Linked DNA regions of Homo sapiens: region 1 is linked to region 2. A link is a contact called in ENCODE Hi-C or POLR2A ChIA-PET data. All regions are on one chromosome and are shown on one strand. The core of a region is the stretch at or near the end of the contact, and the rest is flanking DNA. Distances in the headings are between cores, read along the strand shown. Region 1 overlaps INCR1 (interferon stimulated noncoding RNA 1). Region 2 holds the start of RLN1 (relaxin 1).

Evidence for each region. Hi-C counts contacts between places; a loop is a spot of excess contacts on that map. ChIA-PET counts read pairs that join two places held with the same protein, here RNA polymerase II (POLR2A). Pooled maps may share reads with other maps.
Region 1: a loop to region 2 is called in a map of heart left ventricle, with 2.8 times the contacts of the local background. The contact joins the enhancer-like site here to the promoter of RLN1 in region 2. A Hi-C loop is called at or near these places in 6 of 168 maps with a recorded cell type or tissue (B cell, CD4-positive, alpha-beta T cell, CD8-positive, alpha-beta T cell and 2 more), 2 of 37 single-sample maps with no recorded cell type and 8 of 50 pooled maps. POLR2A ChIA-PET finds 5 or more read pairs at or near these places in 3 of 52 experiments (Caco-2, activated CD4-positive, alpha-beta T cell and naive thymus-derived CD4-positive, alpha-beta T cell).

Annotation. Positions count from the first base shown.
Region 1 is chr9:5,582,201-5,588,856 of GRCh38, reverse strand. The region is part of intron 1 of INCR1 (interferon stimulated noncoding RNA 1); the gene reads left to right. Among named protein-coding and RNA genes, the nearest start is that of RIC1, 44 kb to the left of the region's middle. Within about 2 kb of position 2,301, at least 5 of the 41 ENCODE cell types and tissues checked have a DNase peak (open chromatin) inside an H3K27ac peak, as active enhancers do; they include CD4-positive, alpha-beta T cell and CD8-positive, alpha-beta T cell, where a contact is called at or near this core.
Region 2 is chr9:5,337,415-5,343,990 of GRCh38, reverse strand. It overlaps RLN1 (relaxin 1), which reads left to right and starts at 4,115. Exons shown (of 2, transcript NM_006911.4): 1 at 4,115-4,455. The coding sequence starts at 4,245. It also overlaps a transcript of RLN2 not described here.

The DNA.
Region 1 (6,656 bases), core at 1,052-3,551, 250 kb before region 2:
AGAACATCCCCTACCTTTATCTCATAGGAGGACTATCTCCCCTTTATTCCCTGTCCCTCTACCTTGTGGTAGGGATCAATATTCCTACAGATAACAAGAGTCCATTGACCATGGCTCCCCTTCCCAGACCCCAAGGAAAACAGTCTCAGGGCTGCTCAGTAAATATTTGTTGAATTAATGAATGGTCTTAACCTTCCCATTCCAGATTAAGATCTTGGCTTTATATTTATATGATTGTTAAAATTTTTATTTAGATTTTTTCCCCTCAAACAATCAGTTTCAAATGTAAATTTTGAATCTCCCTTCTATTATACACTTAAAGATCTGTTAAGGGGTAAAAAAAATTTACCTTCCAGATAGGTAATTTTTTTAATTTGGCAACTTGGGAATAGTAGCTTTTCTCTGTCCTTGTACCCAACTTCTTAACTTTAACAATGAAGATTTTATGGGCCCAATGGCCCCAGCCTAAGCTGGTGCACCTTGTTACATAGGGCATTTACTGTTGAGAGCATATTTCTGAGAATCCCAAGATTTTCACTTTTGCATAAAGGCTGACTGAGTAGACTCTGTTATCCTATAATATAGCTTTTAAAACAAATTATTGTACTAGTAGCTAATTGCTCATTAAGATCTAGCTTTATGGGCTAGGCGCAGTGGCTCATGCCTATAATCCGAGCACTTTGGGAGGACGAGACAGGCGGATCACTTGAGGTCAAGAGTTTGAGACCAGCCTGGCCAACACTGTGAAACCCCATATCTACTAAAAATACAAAAATTAGCTGGGCTTGGTGGTGGGTGTCTTTATCCCAGCTACTTGGGAGGCTGAGGCAAGAAAATCGCTTGAGCCTGCAAGGTAGAGGTTGCAGTGAGCCAAGAGCGTGCCACTACACTCCAGCCTGGGCAACACAGTGAGACTCTGTCTCAAAAACAAAAAAAAAAAGATCTGGCTATATTGCTATATACTAACTGTGATAGGTTCTGTAGTTCCTCTCAATAACACTGCCAGGTAAGGTTCGTTATTTTATGTATGAGGAAACTAAGGTTCAAAGAGAACGACTTGTCTGTAGTCATGCAGCTGGTTAATGGCAGAGCTGGATTCAACTCAGGCAAGCTACCTATAGATCTCAGGGCAGGTAGGAAAGGGTTATATTAGACTCAAGTAGGAAGCTTTATGAAATTGCTCCCCACTTCCTGCTTCTCCATGATATTCTGATATGTACCCCAAATGGCTGTGAATCTTTGCAGAAGTCAGTGGTTGTTACTGACCGGAGAGTGAGGAATTATCTTCCATGTTTTGGGGGTGGTAAAAATTCTGAGAACCACCACCACATGTTACTTCTTCCATCTGCCTTCCGCTGCTTGAGGCTTCAAAATAAAGTTGTAAGAAATTCCAGCTCTTTGCCCTTACCAATATAGCCCAGGGTGACTCTTACTTAATTCTGTATATGAGTTCCAGAAAATATAGAACTCTATAGAAAAAAATGTATGGCACTTGGCTGAGATTTTCTGTTGACTTCCCTCCAGTCCTTATAAGATCACTTTTCCCTTACTTGATTGTTGTCCCCCATTGACCAAACCAGCAGGTTCTGGCCACTCCCCTCAGTGACTAAAGCTGTCAGCGTCATTACTAGGGTTAAGGCCCTGTCATGGGCTGCCCCAGCCACACACATATTCCAGCTGCTTTGCCTGTTTTAGTCATCCTGTGACATCTCTTCTTGTTATATAGGATATCATCTATGTAAAAGATGAGAGAGAGAGAGGGCTTCTGTGATCTGCAAACCCTTTGAAGACAAGGCTGATGTTTTACTATCTATCTTGGTGCCTAGTACAGTGCTTAGTACCAAATGAATGATAAAATACATGAGAAAGAACAGGATGGTCTCCTCATGATTGCACTTTCTCAGGATAGGCCTGGACCCTATCTCCATTTCCATAGAAATGGCCCTTTCCCCCAGGTTCTGGTACATGGCCCTGGTTGAGCTAATAAACAGCAACAAAAGAACTTAAAGTCTAAAAATGCTTTGAGGCCTGAAAGAAATTATCTCTGAAGGTGAAGTGTTGAGGTAGAAAGATGGAGAAATGGGGTAAGTGCATGTGCAGGGAAAGGGCAGGGACTTCCCAGCTCACCTCCTGTCATGTCCAGATGCAGCCACATACTTTGCTTACAGTGACTTGTCCTGTGTGGAGGCAATTCTTTGAGGCAAAACTATGCCTTAAAGCCTTAAAGCCCAGCCCAGAATTTCACATCAGCCCTTCTCTAGTCCTGACATTATTCACCAAATAAAAGGCAGATACTTGCTATGTTTTACAAGTTTCTTGTCTGTGTCATCAGCCTTGTTCCATCCTTAGATACAAAGAGGGTTGAAAACAGGATGTTTGAAAACAGGATGTTTGGGTTAAAAAACAGGGTTGAAGAAAAAAAGAATAATATTCAGAAAAGAATGTGGCAAGTGGACATAGTTCTTAAGGAACCCTACAAATGAGATTTGAAAACCTGGCTCATTTCATGATTCATTGACTCAAAGATTTTAAGGACATATTTCAGCTGGTAGAAAAAAGTTCACTTGAGGATAACATCTTGAGAGTCAAGTTGAAGATAAAAGACTCCTGTTTCTGGTATCTCTGTGAAACATAAACGAGGGTACCCTTTAGGACCAAGTACTTCATAGAAAGTTAGAGCTGGAAGGGGATTTACAAGCCATTTCATTTTAGTCTTCTCAGGAAACTGAGGCTCATAGGAGTTAAGTGTCTAGTTTGAAGAATTATGGGATCTTAGAGTAAGAAGATTTGTAATTCATCACCTAAGGGAAGAATACTTTCCAGAGTATCCTGAAAAATGGTAGCTCCAGGCTATGTAGATATATCCAGGAACCAGGAGGTTAACCTTTGATGAACAGCTCTAGTTGTTAGTGAATTCTTTCCATTTCTGGGCCAAATTCTTCTTCAATGTAACTTGCACCCATTGATCTTGGCTCTCATGTCTTCCCTTGATAATTCTTCTCCAGGAGAAATGCGCCCAGCTTCTTCCAATATTCCTAGTCTAGGGGTGGCTTCAAGCCCGATTGCCATCTTGGGTGCTTCCCTCTAGATCTACTCTCATTTATTCATGTCCCAATTAACAAGTCGGGCCCAGAATAGAACAAAATATTCTAGAGGTAGGCTGGCCTAGACATAGTAGGTTCCATAGGACTATTTGTTCCCAGTTCTGAACAGTGTCCTGTCAACACTGCTGAAGTTCTCCTTAGTGTTTTTGTTTTGTTTTGAGACAGGGTCTCACTTTGTTGCCTAGGCTGGAGTGCAGTGGTGAGGTCATGGCCCATTGCAGCTTTGATCTCCTTGGGCTCAGGTGATCCTCCTACCTAAGCCTCCCTAGTATCGGGACTACAAGTGTGCGCCATCACGCCCAGCTAATTTTTGTATTTTTTATAGAGACGCAGTTTCGCCATGTTGCCCAGGCTGGTCTCAAACTCCTGGGCTCAAGTGATCCACCTGCCTTGGCCTCTTAATGGGCTGGGATTATAGGCATGAACCACCATGCCCAACCTCCTTAGTTTTTAAGCAATTGGATTTCAATTCAACCTGCATTTGTACTTAGGGCACATTTGTAGTTTATGAGTATGATACTGTTTAAATTCTTTTCTATTAAATCCCCAGAACTTTTTCATATTAACTGCTAATAAACTGCTCTTCCATCTTAGGTGTGTGGATCAAAAGCAGGACCTTTCATTCTACCTCTTTGGTTTTGACCTCGTGATTCAACCTGGGACTTAATTTTTTTATTTTTTATTTTTATTTTTTGAGGCAGGGCGTCATGCTGTTGTACAGGCTGGAGTGCAGTGGTACAATCTTGGCTCACTGCAGCCTCAACCTCCCGGGCTCAAGCGATCCTCCCACCTCAGCCTCCCAATTAGCAGGGATCACAGGCACACACTACCACACCTGGCTAATCTTTGTATTTTTTGTAGAGATGGAGTTTTGCTATGTTGCCCAGGCTGGTATTGAACTCCTGACCTCAAGTGATCTGCCCGCCTCGGCCTCCTAAAATGCTGAGATTACAGGTGTGAGCCACTGTGGCAACCTGGGATTTTGAAATAGAAACTCTTCTATCCAACTGACTCTCTCTCCCTACTTTATTAATCATCATATATTATAAGCTCATCTTCTATGTTTTCATCCAAGTTACCCATAAGACAGAGGGAAAAAGACAATTTTTTAGTAGTTGCTTTGTCAACCTAACCTCTTCTCTCAACCATATTCACTTACTCACAAGGATATAAATGTACATCTTGTTGTGTGCTGTGATTAAAAATCAATATATTCTATGTCTATGGCAACTCCATGAGCTACCAAACTTGTAACTCCCTAAGCTACCAAACTGGTAACTTTTTTTTTTTCTTTTTGAGACAGGGTCTCATTCTGTTTCCTAGGCTAGAGTGTGGTGGTGTATTCACAACTTACTGCAGCCTCAACCTCCTGGGCTCAGTCGATCCTCCCACCTCAGCCTCCCCAGTAGCTGGGACTGCAGGCGTGCACCATCACACCTGGGTAATTTTTGTATTTTTTGTAGAGATAGGGTTTTGCCATGTTGCCCAGGCTGGTCTTGAACTCCTGAGCTCAAGCCATCTGCCTGCCTCAGCCTCCCAAAGTGCTAGGATTACAAGTGTAAGCCACCATGCCCAGCCCAAACTGGTAACTTTACTGAAAAAGAAATGGGATAAATTAGGCAAGTTACTTAACTTCTATAAGCCCAAGTTTCCTCATCCATAAAATGTGAATATTTGTTCTACTCCCTTTACCAGGTGGTAGTGAGGCTCAACTAGTATAACAAGACATTTGAAAATGCTTTGTAAACTTAAAAAAATTTTTTTTTGAGATGGAGTCTTGCTCTGTCGCCCAGGCTGGAGTGCAGTGGCGTGATCTCAGCTCACTGGAAGTTCCTCCTCCCAGGCTCAAGCAATTCCCCTGCGTCAGCCTCCCAAGTAACTGGTGGGCACTCATCACCACGCCCGGCTAATTTTTGTATTTTTAGTAGAGACGGGGTTTCACCATGTTGGCCAGGCTGGTCTCTAACTCCTGACCTCAAGTGATCTGCCAGCCTCGGCCTCCCAAATTGCATTTTTCTTTCCCTCCCTGCTCTCTTGGGCTACTCCTGTCCATGGGGAGCTCCCACCCACCCTGAATTCCTTTGGGTCTTATGGTCTGGTCCCACTTATCAGTCACTTGATTGCATGTAGCTTTGGTTTTTGTGGTGTATTTCTCCAGCTCACTATACATTCCTCAAACTCAAGGTAGAGCATATCTAATACATACTTTGTATTTCTCACAAGTACACAGTGCTGACTGGGGGTTTCAGAGTCCTAAGACAGAGTCTGAAACACCCTGGGGACTAGATGAGCTGCCTTTATGCCACACAGCCTTGAAAGGGAGGGGACTGTGTCAGGGTAGTCCAGTGAATCACCCTGTCTCATTGATGAGTGTAAGAAAGTAGAGGCTCTGGTCAACCTGGACTTAAACTTTCCATTGTGCTTCTCAGGGGATACAGCTGTAGCCTGCCAGACTGGCATTTTCCCTAACAGCTTTCAAATGTCACATTCCACTATAACATACTCACACACAGAAGCTGTTCTTTCTTTGTCTTCATTTTGAGAACACTCAGAAAAGTTTTTATATTTTGGAAAGACCCCTTTCATTCCCCACCCTTGAGTTTTCTGCCTTCAGGACGTTAGTTCTTGAAGACAACTCCCCAGAGCACTAGTGGAAAGATGCTGGCAGCTCCTCCAATCACATGAACCTCACATGTTCTGACGCAGCTCAGTCATGCATTCTGTGCTGGAGCTGCATGATGTTTGATTAGGCAGGCAGGATGCTGGCAAACCCAGTGCCTTTTCAAACTTTAACTTAGTACACTTTTCTTGTAGTTTCTCTTTAGATTCTCATAAAAACACAGGTGAAAGTTTGTACTTGACATAGGGAAAAAACACAAGTTGTGCATCTAAAAATTCTGCCCCAGAAACATTATATCTGCCATTTATGTGACCTTTTGATTTATAATAAGCAGATGCTGAAATTCTAAAATTTCAAAATATTTTTAAAGAATTGCTTAAAGATTTTTTTTGAATTTAAAATGTTTATTTTTTAAGCTTTTCAAATACAAGAAGAATATAAAGAAAAAAATTACCCATAATCTCATGACATTGACAAAGATAGCCACTGTTATTGCCATTCTAATTTTATAGTTGAGAAAACAAAGGAGAGGAAGAAAGGAAAGAAAATGAGCTTTTAGGGTTTTTTTTCTCAACTTTAAGAAAAAAACTCCTTAGAGGGATCCCCCAAAATTTTGTAAACAATTGACAGATATTCATATTCCTAATAACACATATTGCCAGGAGTACCATTGCTGTTTCTGAACACCATGATGTTTCTTCAGTAAGCTCTACAGAGATCTCATTTCCATGTCACAGAGGAAAACTACTTAAAATAACATTTTATGAAAGTTACTATACTACGTTACAAAACATCTTGTAAAACAGAGAAAAGAAGGAAATTACATACAACCCCAACACTTTAACAAAATCTTATTCATATTTTAGCATACTTCCTTCTGTCCTTTTTTCCCATTCTAAATTTTTTTTAACTTTTATTTTAAGTTCAGGGGT
Region 2 (6,576 bases), core at 2,866-5,365:
CTCCTTAGGCTCCTCTTGGCTGTGGCAGTTTTCCTTGTTTTTGATGACCTTGATAATTTTTATCTTTTTCTTTTTTTAAAAATTTGATACTACTCTATTTTTCTTTATTTCAGTAGGTTTGGGGAAGAGGTGATGTTTGGTTACATGAATAAGTTCTTTAGTGGTGATTTGTGAGATTTTGGAGCACCGGTCACCTGAGCGGTGTACCCATACCCAGTGTGTAGTCTTTTATCCCTCACCCCCTTCTCACCCTTTCCCCCCCGAGTCCCCAAAGTCCACTGTATTATTCTTAGGCCTTTGCACCCTCATAGCTTAGCTCCCACTTATGAGTATGAACATATGATGTTTGAGTTTTCATTCCTGAGTTACTTTACTTAGATAATTGTCTCCAATTCCCACCAGGTTGCTGTGAATACCATTATTTTGTTCATTTTTATGGCTGCGTTTTATTCCATGGTATATATATATCACATTTTCTTTATCCACTTGTTGACTGATGGGCATTGGGGCTAGTTCCATATGTGGTTAATCTTTTAGTCTGTTCATGTGATATAGCACATTGACTGATTTGTGTATGTTAAACCAGCTGTTCATGCCAGGGATACATTCCCACCTGATAATGACATATAATCTTTCAATGTGTTGTTGAATTCGGTTTGCTAATATTTTATTGGGAATGTTTCCATCAATGTTCCTCAGAAATATTGGCCTGTAGGTCTCTTTTCTTGCTGCGTCTTTGTCTGACTTAGGTATCAAGGTAATATTGGCCTTATAAAATGTGTTAAAATGTATTCCCTCTGGCTCTATTTTTTGGAAGGGTTTGAGAAATATTGGCATTAATTCTTCTTTGAAAGTTTGGTATAATTCAGCTGTAAGGCCATCTTGTCCTGAGCTTTTATTTGTTGAGAGATTTTAAATCACTACTTCCATTTCTTTGTTAATTATCTGTTCAGGCTTTCTACAGCTTCCTGATTCAATGTTGGTAGTTCGTATTTTTCTAGGAATGTCTATATCTCCTCTAGATTACCAAATTTTTTGCATATAATTATTCATAACGAACTAGTGTTCGTTATGATCTTTTTTATTTCTGAGGTGTCTGTTCTACTGTCTCCAATTTTATTTTTGATTTTATATATTTGAGTACTCTCTTTTGTTTTCTTAGCCTAGTTAAGGGTTTGTCAGTTTTGCTTACTTAAAACGCTCTTAGGCTGGGTGCAGTGGCTCATGCCTGTAATCCCAGCACTTTGGGAGGCCGAGGAGGGTGGATTACATGAGGTCAGGAGTTTGAGACCAGCCTGTCCAACATGGCAAAGCCTCATCTCTACTAAAAATACAAAAATTAGCCAGACATGGTGTCTCGTGCCTGTAATTCCAATTACTCGGAGGCTGAGGCACAAGAATCGCTTGAACTCATGAGGTGGAGGTTGCAGTGAGCTGAGCTTGTGCCACTGCACTCCAGCCTCGATGATGGAGTGAGACTCTGTCTCAAAAAATAAAAACAAAAAACAACAAAAAAACTCTTAGTTGTATTGATTTTTCTGTTTCTTTTTTTGATTTTCATTATTTCTTTCCTTCTTCTAAAGTTGGGTTTAGTTTCATCTTTTTCTAGTTCCTTGAGCTGTAATGTTAGGCTACTTATTTGGGATCTTTTCTTCTTTTTTAATGTAGGCATTTATTGTTATTACATAAACTTCCCTTTTAAAACTGCTTTTGCTGCATCCCATAGGTCTTGGTATATTGTGTTTCCAATGTTATTTGTCTCAAGATATTCTGTAATTTCCTTTTTTTTGTTTCTGTTTTGACACATTTGTTGTTCAAGAGCATTTTGTTTAATGTCCGTATATTTTTCCTGTTATTGATTTAAGTTTCATACCATCTTGGTCAGGAACAATATTTGATGTGATTTTGATCTTAAATTTATTATGACTTGTTTTGTGCCCTACCAAATGGTCTATCCGGGAGAATGTGCACTAGAGAAAAATGCGGATTCTGCTGTTGGATAAAATGTTCTGCATGTATCTGTTACGGCCATTTTGTCTACAGTGCAATTCAGTTTCAATATTTCCGTATTAATTTTCTGTGTCTTTGATCTGTATGTTGTTGAGAGTGGAGTATTAAAGTCCTCTCTCATTACTGTAGAAGAATCCAGTAGACATGGGTTGGAACCCCACCTCCAGCATGTGACAGCTGTATGCATGGACATATTTGTTGTTTCTCCTTAAAAAGGTTTCCTTTTTGTTTAAAGGACATGAAATGCCTTTTAGTTGTGCCTGTAAAGACTGTGAATCTTGCATTTGCCTGTGATCCTTAGCAGTAGGGTAAGCCCACATCTGGCATATGTGCTGGCCAAAATTACCCTGAACAACTCTCAATCTGTTTCTTCTTTCTGTAAAATGGAAAAGTGGCCACTGTACTGGACAGTTTTAAGGACTCTGTAAAACCATGTAGGCAACATAAAATTTCAAAACATCCCTGGACACTTTGGGAGGCCGAGGCAGGTGGATCACCTGAGGTCAGGAGTTCGAGACCAGCCTATCCAACATGGTGAAACCCAGTCTCCACCAAAAATACAAAAATTAGCCGGGTGTGGTGGTACATGCCTGTAATCCCAGCTACTTGGGAGGCTGAGGCAAGAGAATCGCTTGAATCTGGGAGGTGGAGGTTGCAGTGAGCCGAAATTGCACCATTGCACTCCAGCCTGGGTGACAAGAGCCAAATTCTGTCTCAAAAAAATCACCCAAAAACAAACAAAAAACTCTGGAAATTTACATTTTTAATGAGCAATTAATTTGGAGTACAGCCTAGCACGTGGATTGTTTTTACAAGGACTGTTAACCCACGAAAATATTTTCAAACCTCAGTTTTGAGAGGCCTTTCTCAAACTGTGTGTTTTAGTGAAAATCCATTTAAAATCATTAATTGCCTCTAACCATCTCATAGCTTTGGTCAGGTATTTTTTGAAGAATTACACATTGCTTGGCATTTGACCAATGTTAAGTGGGCCTACTGAAATCACCAGCAATCTAGAAATTAGAATTACTTGATTCCATAGTTATGTTTGTAACTAAGAGATTGTTATTATTTTATTTCAAAGCTACCATAACGTCCTGCATGTCTCCAGTTTATCTGATGGAGCTGAACTAATCTGAGTATATTATGAACACAAGCAAGTAAGTTATTTTTAAAAATGAACCTATTTGTACTAAAAATTTACAGGTAGAAGGGTCGTCTACTAACCATATTATCTAGAACTGTGTGGATCTTTAAAATGCTAAATTAGGTGGTGGTAATAAAAAAAGAATCACCTCTAACCAGGTGCAGCAAACACAAAATACAGTAAACAAATGAACATATCCTTGTGCTGTAATTTGTTATCAAAATATTATTTCTGGGAATGTGGGATGTCCACTGCTTTTTTTCCCCTTCTTCTTTCTCTTCTTCTTTTCTCTCTCTCTTTCTCTCTCTCTGTGTGTGTGGTGTGTTCTCCAGTCTCCAGAGACATAGACTAGAATTTTAAATTAAAATATTTAGACAACTAGTTACAATCAAACTTCTCCCACAGGAGTGGAAGGAAAGTCCAATGGAGAAATTGTTTTGTAAATTAAAGACATTACTGCACAAGCCTAAAATGATGTTACTGGGGATTTTAATCTTTTTACCTGGATTCAGATTAAAAGTCATCAGTTTTCCCTCTCATCAACAATTTATTCATTCATCCATTATATTTTTATGGATTGATATGCCCAACATTATACTAATTAATCCAATTTATAAGGTAATCTATAATCCTATTTAGGTTAGAAGGGTTTTTGGCAAATGTTCACTCTGGAAAACTGGGTTGTAAGAATATTGGCGATCTCAATTTTATTTCTGTGTATGTAAAAAGAAAGGCTTCATATCTAAAATAACTTTACCTAAGTATACAAAGTTGTTTCAGGGTAACAAAAGAGCGAAAAACAAAACTGTAAAAGGGCCAAGGACAGAGGAATGGGCAAATGAAGGAAGGGCGGAGAGGCAGAACAAGAGCTGAAGGAGAAAATTCTGTGGAGGGGTGTGGGAAAGGGGTGGAGCTGGCAACCTTGCCTTAAAAGCTGAGTGATAGCCCATACTAAAGACTGGTTGAGCCGGGTAGGGAAAGCAGCCTAAAGCCCGGGACAGGCACACAGGCCCAGGTGTGTAGGCCACAGCAGCCGCAGTCCTGAAAGGCTGCAACACCCAGACCTCCAGGAGAGACCAGGCCCAGGATGCCTCGCCTGTTCTTGTTCCACCTGCTAGAATTCTGTTTACTACTGAACCAATTTTCCAGAGCAGTCGCGGCCAAATGGAAGGACGATGTTATTAAATTATGCGGCCGCGAATTAGTTCGCGCGCAGATTGCCATTTGCGGCATGAGCACCTGGAGCAAAAGGTCTCTGAGCCAGGAAGATGCTCCTCAGACACCTAGACCAGTGGCAGGTGAGAGCTCCCGCCCCCTCCCGGCCTTCCCGCGCTTCCCATTGGTTACTCTGGGGCGGCCGCCCAATTGGAACGGCGGCCTGCACGTCCGACTCGAGATCTCATTGGCTGCCACCGCTCAGCCCCTACTCAGCCGTGGCTGGTCCCTAAAGTTTGGGCTTTTCCTTTGCCAGGTGATTTTATTCAAACAGTCTCACTGGGAATCTCACCGGACGGAGGGAAAGCACTGAGAACAGGAAGCTGCTTCACCCGAGAGTTCCTTGGTGCCCTTTCCGTAAGGCAGTCAGAGCGACGGGGTGGAAAGGGAGGGGAAGCCTCAGAGGAGGTGACGCCGCCCGGAGACCCGCAGGAGGCCGGGCGCACTCCTGCACCCCACAGGAAAGCCAGGCGGCCAGACAGCGGGCGTGCTGGTGGGGGCACCTGAACAGGGCTTCTCGGATAGAGAGGAGAGGGGACAAACACTGAGGCGGCGCGCTAGTTATCAAGCCTGTTTGCGCGCCTGTAGGACGGGGCAACACTCTGAGGTCTCTGTGAGGGTCCCGTGATGGGAAGACAGGAAGGGCCTTACACTTAATGACTCTCCTAGTCCAGAAGTTGGGCTGTGGCCTTTGCCATTGGAAACGTTCTTTAAAATAAACAAACAGAAAATCCCAAAGGAAAGAGTCTGACCTCCCGCTTCTTTGATCTGGGTATTGAAGTTCATTTGTGAGGCAGGGGATGGAAGAGAAAGGAAAGGCTTGAATGCCTTTAGGAGAAACTCAAGAGGACCAGAGACAAGGAAAGCAGGCCGTTCAGACCATCATAGCTGAAGACCCTACTGATGCTTTCAAGCATTTGGAAGCTGCAGTGGGTTTGCTTTAAAGGCAAGCTCTTAGAGTTGAGTACAGCTCAATCTGAAATGGCTTTTAAAAATATTTTAGTATTTATAAAGTAGCAGTGGAAACTCATGGAGGTATATACTAGTCTAAGAAGTGTAACGGGTCATATTAAATTCAGAGAAAGTAACCGCAGTTGCAAATACTAAGTGTTTTGTATTAGTATGACATGTAATTTATGATAAACCGCAACTAAATTTTATAGGCTATATGCATATACTATATATAAATGACTCTAACAGAAATACATTTACTTCTCTTTTATGAGATTTAAAGTATGCTTCTAAAGTTATTTACTTTTCTACATTGTTAGAGTTTGATTTATTTAATGGCAGTTTTTACATGACTTTTGTATAACATTAGTACAAAAATACCACAACGTCTAGGAATTTAGTGATAAAAAGTAGAGAAGACCGGATTGCATTGCATTTGCTTTATTATTCCACATTTTCTGACTATAAAAGTAGTAATGCTCATATTAAAGACAAATGTACATTAATGCAGCGTGAAAAATGAGAAGCACTCGTAGATATTAAGGACTTTGAAAAGTATATGTGAATTTTATGAGAAAATGAAATTATATTAAACAAGTAAGTGGAAAGAAATGTTAACATTTGGATAGGTATATGTATATATCTTTTGCATTTTCACTCACCATTATACTTTGAGCAGTTTCTCACATTGTTATTATCCCAAAACATAATTTGAAATTCCTGTGTAGTATTTTTGTCATAAATCTGCCACATAAACTTAAAGATTCTTTGGTGGATATTTAGTTTATTTCTAAATTGTTGCTGAAAATCATTAATCACATTTGTATATAGATATTTAGCTACACTTTTATTTCTTTAGAAGAGACATGAGATTTCAAAGTATTTTTAAAGAATTTTCTTTATTGCTATGCAGTATAATTTAACTGAAAGTAACCTCAGAAAATATTGCCTGCACGTGGGATTAAGATAAATGTTTACCGTTACTAGGTAGGAATCGCTTTGGAAGTACATGTCAGTAATTTGTGATTAATATGAGTTTTCAGACTTATACTGTTAGGTAATTGCTACTTGCTTTCACGTTATTACACTGTTAGATAACCATTTTATCTTACAATGTGTGCCAAAGTAATATTCACTGCATCCCTTTTAAAAATAAGATCCGCTTTAAACCAGAGATCTATTTCAGTAAGATTTGCATCCAAAATACAGTGAATTAAGGGTATTTGCATGAATTCAGACAGAATATTTTCTCT